Linked DNA regions of Homo sapiens: region 1 is linked to region 2. A link is a contact called in ENCODE Hi-C or POLR2A ChIA-PET data. All regions are on one chromosome and are shown on one strand. The core of a region is the stretch at or near the end of the contact, and the rest is flanking DNA. Distances in the headings are between cores, read along the strand shown.

Region 1 (4,283 bases), core at 1,171-3,670, 440 kb before region 2:
ATCCTGATGACATGGCAGCCAGCTTCTCCCACACTGAGTGAGCCTACAGAGAGCAAACAGGAAACTGACAGGCCTTTTTGACCTAGTCTTGGAAGTCACACATTGCACTTTTTGTCTTCTTCTATTTGTTAAGAGCAAGTCACTAACTCTAGCCCACATTCAGGAGAGAGAAACGAAGTTCCACCTCTTGAAGAATTTGTGGATATATTTAAAAACCATTAGAGAACCTATTTTTTAAAAACATTTTTCAAACATTTTCCTCCAGTTTGCCCTTCAATTTAAATTTTTTTTTACAGAGATGTACAATTTTAATATACTTAAGTCTATTAATCATTTCCAGTTTTAGAGTCTTTCTTTTGCTTTGTGCTTAACAATGTCTTCTTTACTCTAGGGTCAGATAAATCTTCACCTATATTTTCTTTTAGTTCTTTGTTGATTTCACTTTTTACATGTAACCTCTTTAGTGTTTCTATAATTTATTTTTAGAAATAAATTAGATACAGCAATTTTTTTCTGAATAACATTTATTTAAGTGGCAATTTTTGAATAAGCTCACTTTCTCTTAATGATTTAGAATGCCTCATTTATTATCAGTAAATATAGGGTAGATATTCCACTGATACTTACAATATGACTATAGCCCTTATTAAAATCTTAAAATGCTTCCATGCTGATTGGTAAATATCTGCTGCTCTAAGTGTCCCCTCCTTTCCTTCCCCCTCAGTTCAGACCCTTCTCTATCAATTTAAAGGGGCTTCTCTGGTGCATTTAAAGGAGTGAGTGTGGTATTATGTCTTCCAGACTGGAGCTCCAGGGACAATGTAGGTGTCAATTCTGCTATTTTGAATAGCCACCCTAACTAGGGATATATAGGCACATGGCTTTCTGTTCTGTTCCATTGATTGGTCGATCTAGTTTGATTCTCTTACTGCATGATTTTAATTGCTATGGCTGTATAATGTGTTTTAATTATATAATCATCCCCCATTTTCATGACTATTATTGCTTATTTATTCTTGTATATGAATGAATCATATTTTTGGTTAAAATAATGTCTTTAGAAAGTTGAGTAATGTATTAAAGACTAGGGAAGTTGACATCTCTACTAAATTGAGTCTTTCTATCTTGAAAGTATATATATATATACATACATATATATTCTTTTGTCTTAAAAGTCTTCCTATTTTGAAAGAATTATATATTATTTATGTCTTTAAAATTCTTGAACAGGCCTGGTGGCTCAGGCCGGTAATCCCAGCACTTTGGGAGGCCGAGGCAGACAGATTGCCTGAGGTCAGGAGATTCAGACAAGCTTGGTCAACATGGTGAAACCCCATCTCTACTAAAAATACAAAAATCTTCCAGGTGTGGTGGCACACTCCTGTAATCCCAGCTACTCAGGAGGCTGAGGCAGAAGAATCTCTTGAACGCTGGAGACAGAGGTTGCAGTGAGCTGAGATCAAGCCACTGCACTCCAACTAGGGTGACAGAGTAAGACTCCGTCTCAAAAAAAAAAAAAAAATTCTTAAGTAGAGCTAGAGTTTTTCTTTATATTTTTGTTTTAGTTTATTTCGATTTGTTTTATGTTTGGCATCTTTTTTTGGTGTTAGGAATAGTATATTTTCTAAAATATGGGCAAATGGTTATTACAATTATTTATTCCTCAGATATGTTAATGGTTCAGGGGTTCTTTAAGAAAGTTATTTTCCAAGCTTTGGAAAATGCAAATTCACTGAAGTCCTTTAAATAATCCCTCCTCTCACTAGAATTTTGAATTACCTTGATATGATGCACAAAAATTCTGGTCACTTACATTGTTTAAGTAGCCAGTTCAAGATGACTTGGGGACAACTTGAGTAATGTGCGAATCGTGTGGGCAATCACATATTCCTGATATCCAAAATACCAGCCTTTTCATTTTCTTTTTCTGAATGTTTCTGCTTGAAATTACCCATGGTTTAAAATATGCACGGCACATGGCATTGAACGTGGGAAGTGTTGTTAAGTTTTGAATGGGATGGTTAGAAAACGGCGTTTCTGGTTGTGTAAGAGTCTCTCATCTGGATCTGAAGCCTCTTCCGGGGAATTCCAGGCCTTCTCCCCTCTATGTCATAAAAATGACTGGGTGACTTCGCAAAGCAATAATACCAGTGGGATGTGTATATTAACCTGTCTGTGGGGGGAAAATGCTGAGAGCAACAGGCCTATAATTTAGGTAATAGCGATAGCCTATGAAAAACATGCTGCTTTTGCCTTGATGCTAATCAGGAAACCATCAGACAGTCTTCCCTGACTGAGTAAGGGCAGGGCGGGAAGGAAGTCAGCTGTCATCATGTTTTTGAAGAAGAAAAAAATGAGAGGTGAACTGAACTCTGTGATCGGAACCTCACTCTAAGGCCGCTTCCTGAATTTAAAGGTGTGGTACTCCAATCAGCACCGCAAATTGGAGGCATCTGATTTGCATGGATTAACAGGAGTGGGTCACAACCTTCTGACAGGTCAATGGCACCACTGGGGATTTGAAGAAAACTTTGATTCTCCCTCTTTTCCCCCTCTGCCATGAAGCAATCATGCTGTTCTATTGTAAAAGAGGATCCCTTACTTATAAAGCCAAGCTTGTCATTTAAATTCACTCAAGTTAGGACACCACCGAGCTCTGTCAGATGTCAGTCTCAATTCAGCAGGAGAATGTTTTTCAACAGCTTTCTAACCTCTTTGCCGGGAAACACAGAGGCTTGGATCAAGGGGGAGGGGCAGCTGACTGGGCTTGAAGGATTTTTACAGAGGCAAGATTGGAATTTTTCATTTCAGGCAGGTTTTCTTTTTCTTTACGTTTTCTTATTATTATTTTTTCCTTTTTCCCTCTAAGCCTCGTGTAAAAGATATTCCCACAAAAAGAGAGTGAAAAAAAGTCAGATTGGTTGTAAGGACCACTTCAGTTGAGGGTCTCCTTGAAGGTATTTAAACCTGGGAGTGATGTTGGCATCTTTTCTGCATTAGGGGTATTGGCTGTTTGCCAATCATTTCCCTTGAAAAATATCATGCGGCCATAAAGGAACTATGAAATGTTTGGCAGAGGAAGCGTCCATGGCAGAATAGGGACAAAGGGAAATGGAGATTTTCTGATTCAGCCTCTGGTGCCAGACCCAAATAAAAAGAAGAGGCACATGCCATGGAACTATGGCTTACCTGAAACACCCTGGGTCAAGGAGCTTTGAAATGGTAGTGGCAGAGTTGGGACCATTTTTTTCTTGAACCTTGATTAACCAAGTGCTCTGGAGATAAAATGTTCAGAGAGTTCTAATATACTCACTTGCTACGTATTGTTTTCTACATTTAGCTACAACTGTTGATTCAGCATCTCCTATAGGCCAGATATTATGCCAGACCTAATTTGCAACAAAACAGATTTGGTTCCTGCCCTCTTGGGACTTCCTGCTTAGACCTGCCTCATCAATTTTCATTTCTTATGTGACTTAATCTTTGTCATTTAAATTCCAGTATTTTCTTGCATCCATGACAGTGCTTACCATTGTATTAATAATACCTTACAGAAAAGTCTGGTAAATATCTATAATTTTATTGGCTGTTCAAGTAATGTTTAAATTTATGAAGCCTCAGTTTTCTCATCTGTAAAATGGGGATAATAATGTCTATCTCACAGGGCGCTTGTGAAGAGTGAATGGTATAATGTATAGAAAGCACTCAGCAGAGAGCTTGGCACAGAGTTCTTAGTAATTGGGAGCTGCTAGCATTTTTCATTAGAAGTGTGGCTCACGCCTGTAATCCCAGCACTTTGGGAGGCCTAGACAGGTGGATCACAGGGTCAGGAGATCGAGACCATCTTGGCTAACACGGTGAAACCCGGTCTCTACTAAAAATACAAAAAATTAGCTGGGCGTGGTGGCAGGCGCCTGTAGTCCCAGCTACTCCGGAGGCTGAGGCAGGAGAATGGTGTGAACCCGGGAGGTGGAGTTTGCAGTGAGCCCAGATCGCGCCACTGCACTCCAGCCTGGGCGACAGAGCGAGACTCCATCTCAAAAAAAAAAAAAAAAAAAAAAGAAGTGTTGGTGGCAGAGGTAGTGGGAGTGGTAGTACATGCTTAACATCTAGAACCTTCTCTTCTGGTTAATTCCATTGGAACCTTTCTATAATATTTTCAATATTTTCAACTTCTTTTTTCTTTTAGTAAGTATGTCTTTCTCAAAGAATTAATTGTTTGGATGGTTGAAGATAACTTGGAAGACCTTAAGGTCGTGATTTCATGATTTGAAACAAATTGT
Region 2 (4,271 bases), core at 1,310-3,809:
TCTCTTTAGGGTAAATTTCTAGAAACGGTATTGTTTTGGATGACTCACACTTAGGATTTGACAAAAATTGCCAAATTGCCTGATAGGCTACTTTAAAGTTTCAGGTCCCAGACATCTGGTCACGGGGTAGTCTTTTCTGCCTTGAAGCTCACTGTTAGCTCCCTGGAACTTGTAAGAAAGGCCAAGGTAGAAAGAATGTGGAGGAGGAAACACACCTAACATGTGCCTGGTTCTACAAGGTTTTTTATGCATATCGTCTAGTGTAAGTCCAACATCATTCTCAAGAAATTGGTATCATCCTGGTCACTTGATATAAAAGAAGGGCTTGGAAGTTCAGAAGCTGGGTCAATGTCTTCTCTTTTTCTTTTTTCTTTTTTCTTTCTTTTTTTTTTTTTTTAAGACAGAGTCTTGCTCTGTTGCCCAGGCTGGAGTGTAGTGGCACGATCTCGGCTCACTGCAACTCCACCTCCTGTGCTCAAGTGATTCTCCTGCCTTAACCTCCCAAGTAGCTGGGACTATAGGCATGCGCCACCATGCCAGGTGATTTTTTTTGTATTTTTAGTAGAGATAGGGTTTCACCATTTTGGCCAGGCTGGTCTTGAACTCCTGACCTCAGGTGATCTGCTTGCCTCGGCCCCCCAAATTGCTGGGATTACAGGCTTGAGCCACTATGTCCGGCCTGAAGCTGCGTCAATTTCTTAATTTCTCAAAGAAAGAGAGAAGTTCAGCACTGAAACTTGGGCATTCATGGAGTTACAAGATGCCCTGGAGACCTAAAAGATGAGTAATAGAAGTAGGGTGAAGAGAACAAACTTTATTTACTTTGAATGTTTGCCCCAAACTCCACTTTGTCCTAGTCCTACTAACACTCATTAAAAACCAGCACTATGTATGAGTGCTGTGCCACTGCTGTCTCTGTAACTGGCAGCACTTGCTTAGGGCTCCTAAGATTGGCTCCTTATGGGGTTGGCTTTTTCATGAACTTCGGTGTGAGAAACAGGTAAGTTTCCTACTTCTCTAAGATCTTAATATAGGAAAAATTAGCCAGAAGCTTGTGAGGGGAAGCTAGCCAAGGTGTGTGTTTGCTGGAAATAAAATCAGTGGGCCTTCCAGGGCTGGGGAAATGGACTTGGGGGTATTTCTTCACCATCTGTCCAGTCTCCAGTGTGTCTTGATAGATGGTTTTCCCCTATAACCCATTAGTCACCTCATCCCTCTCTCTGAGCTCTGTTTTTTGAAATATGGTTATCTCATTTGAATAGCAATGAGTAAGTGCATTGGAAGCTACTTGAATGCATTCTGAATGCATTAAACTGGAAACATACAATTCAGTGACATACCTATTGCCAAACTATAGTAAAAGTTGAAGTGATTAAAACAATTTAATGGCATGAACATGCATCCAGAAAGGAAGAGAGAGAGAGAGAGAGAGGGACAGTAATTTTTTCCAGTGCAGCATCAGCCCAGTGGTTGATACTTTGGAAGAAGTGGGTGGAGGCCCTTGCCAAGAGAAAGTGAAATAATTGATGAAGACCCAAAGGAAAATGTCCTTGATCTTGAAGTTATTACTTCATTTCATGAAATACCTTAAAAGTCAGTGAAAGACTACAAAGTCAGAAAGTCAATTGTTTTTTTTCCCCTTGGATACAATTCCAATATGTGCATATAAACACGTCACAGAGTTCTCTTAAAAAAAAGTATAGCTTGGGATCTAGGTCATGCTTTCAAATAGCCTTATTATACCCGTTATGAAGTGGACACTCAGGTATTTGGCTTGGAACTTTTATCCACACCCAAATGGCTGGGTGATTTATAACTTGCTATCCACATTCTCATAGCTGTTTGGTCAATGTTAAAGCCTCAAATTAGGCTTGACGTTTATCAGAAAATACACACACACACACACACTGAACTATCATTCAGCAAATGATGTCATAGGCTAACCACTATTTCCAAGTACCTTTGCACTGGAGCTAGATTCTAGTTATATGTTCTTCCTCCCTCCCTCCCTCTCTCCTTCTCTTTCTCCCTTCCTTCTCTCCCTCTCTCCTGATGTTCTTTCCTTTCTCCCTTCCTTTCTTCTTTTCTTTCTTCCTTTCCATTTTTTTTCTTCTCCCTGTCCCTCTCTCTATTCCCTCCCCTCCTGTTTCTCCTCCTCGTTCTTCTTTTTAACATTCATAGCACGGGAAATAAATGATTGACTTCTTCTTGTCTTATTCCAACTGATTTCATTCTCTTTTGTTTTGGAAATAGTGCTAAAAACCTCAGGAGGAAATGTTTTTTGTTCAGTGACTGATCTTGATACTTCCTGCTTCTTGTCAAGCCAGAAATAGCTCCTCAACAACTGCAACCAGGGAGTAGCAAGAAGTGCGAAAATGAAATAAAAATTTGTGTATTTCTCCGCACAGAAAAAAAATCCATTGTTCATTCATAAATAAATAAATATTGATTGGGCTCCTCTGATGATAGGTCTTGTGCTCATGCTGGGGCTACAGCAACAGACAAAAAAAGAAATGATTCCTCATATCACTGAGCTCAGAGTCCAGTTGATCAATACTTACCTTGAGAAACAGTGCTGTGGACATGGTCTGTTACCCTCCCAGGTAACAGGAGGAACATTTGTTTCTCCACGTGTATCACTATGGGGTCTGGGGGAATTAACACTATCTTCAGCTAATAGTCAAGCCCTAACTGGCCTAAATTGATTAATATAATCTCATCCCTAGAGTACAGTATAGTACAGTTATTGTGTCAGAGATGGACACATGAACTATGTTGGTCCAATCAGAGAGAGTATCTTTGCTTAATGACTAAGGAAGGAGAACCAACTTCTCTCCTCTCTCTCTCTCTCTCTCTCTCCCCCTTTCTCTCCTCATTATCTTCCTCCCCATTCCTGCTGAATGTGAATGAGAAAGCAACAAGTCATACTGTGGCCATGAAGGGGGCCAGGCCTAAAGTGAAAATGGAAAGCAGAAAGAAATCAGGTATTTGGTAACATAGTAAGCTGCTGGATCAAACCCTAGCTAAAGCTTCTTGATGTTCAACTACTTTCTTCATCTATATACAGGTTTTACTTGCATTTCCTACCCCTTAGAGGTAAAAGAATACTGATACACACAGGGATGTATGGCTTATTCAACAATTTGAGAAATACAATATTCTACTCACAAAAATGTTCCATGTAACTGAAATGATACTTTATCAAATATACTTGATTTATTTTTTATAATTATTCTAAATTATACACATTGATGCCTTAAAAATTATACCAAATAAAAGATGTGAGAAGTACTCATATAATCCTAAATACTTCCTCCATGTTCCATAGTACACTGACATCTTTGCAAACTACTGATGTGGATCGAATTGTTGTCTACATGCTAAATATTTCTGAATACCACCCTTTTTTAAAAGCTGCACTTTGGAGTTTTGCAGTTATATTCTTAGCTTCCAGCTTCCACTCTGTGTGAAGATCATGACGCCAACCTTTAATAGCTATTTATTCCATATAAATTACTGCTTCTAAATCTGTTACAAGCTGGGAAACCATATTACTGAGTTTGTTAGAATTGTTTTTAAAACAAGAATGAATGGACACTACGTAAATGCCTTGGGGGCAGGGGGCAGGCAGCAAGTCTCCTGTCTATTACATGTTCTTAACCCTATTGTTGGAACTCTAAGGCTCCATGTAGAGGCCTGAGAAGCCTACACAGGAGATAAGAAAACAGAGCTGTGGGGTCCTGGGAACACCCCCTCCCCATTTCTGCTTCAATCAGCGCATTTCCATTTTTATCTGTTTTATGTAACAGAGTTCTGAAAAAGATTTCATTTGAAATAAAGATTCAATTCTTTAAAGAAAAGAAATGCTCCCCTATACCAGCGTATACGATGGAATACTGTACTAGTTATTTTCAGGTAGAATATTTTCCATAGTAGAGGTAAAGTCTTGGTTTTGGAAACTTACCTACACAATTCCAGTGAAGAGAAATAAGAAATAAGAATTGCAGTCTCTGCCTTGTGGAAAATGGCTTAATTTAGTTTTACTAATGTTGCTTATTCAAATCTCATCTCAACAAAATGCATCTTTGCAATGTCAACAGTCCATTTTGCTCCATTAAATCTAAGGTGTTATGAAGCTATAAGATATAAGGTGTTATGTAAGATATACCATTATTGTATGTAGAATTAAGAAAGAAAAAGCATGGCCAGTTAAACCATACACTGCACATATCCTTTGTGCACCACTTCACCTACAACAGTTCTGTGTAGTG

What was found. A loop is a pair of places that touch in the nucleus more often than their neighbours do. ChIA-PET counts read pairs that join two places held with the same protein, here RNA polymerase II (POLR2A). Pooled maps may share reads with other maps.
Region 1: a loop to region 2 is called in a map of B cell, with 5 times the contacts of the local background. The contact joins two enhancer-like sites. A Hi-C loop is called at or near these places in 1 of 168 maps with a recorded cell type or tissue (B cell), 2 of 37 single-sample maps with no recorded cell type and 1 of 50 pooled maps. POLR2A ChIA-PET finds 5 or more read pairs at or near these places in 1 of 52 experiments (OCI-LY7).

Annotation. Positions count from the first base shown.
Region 1 is chr5:158,956,533-158,960,815 of GRCh38, reverse strand. The region is part of intron 6 of EBF1 (EBF transcription factor 1); the gene reads left to right. Among named protein-coding and RNA genes, the nearest start is that of EBF1, 140 kb to the left of the region's middle. RefSeq lists enhancers at 2,256-2,305, 2,336-2,405, 2,134-2,996. Within about 2 kb of position 2,420, at least 5 of the 41 ENCODE cell types and tissues checked have a DNase peak (open chromatin) inside an H3K27ac peak, as active enhancers do; they include B cell and OCI-LY7, where a contact is called at or near this core.
Region 2 is chr5:158,511,724-158,515,994 of GRCh38, reverse strand. No RefSeq gene overlaps it. Among named protein-coding and RNA genes, the nearest start is that of LINC02227, 100 kb to the right of the region's middle. Within about 2 kb of position 2,559, at least 2 of the 41 ENCODE cell types and tissues checked have a DNase peak (open chromatin) inside an H3K27ac peak, as active enhancers do; they include B cell and OCI-LY7, where a contact is called at or near this core.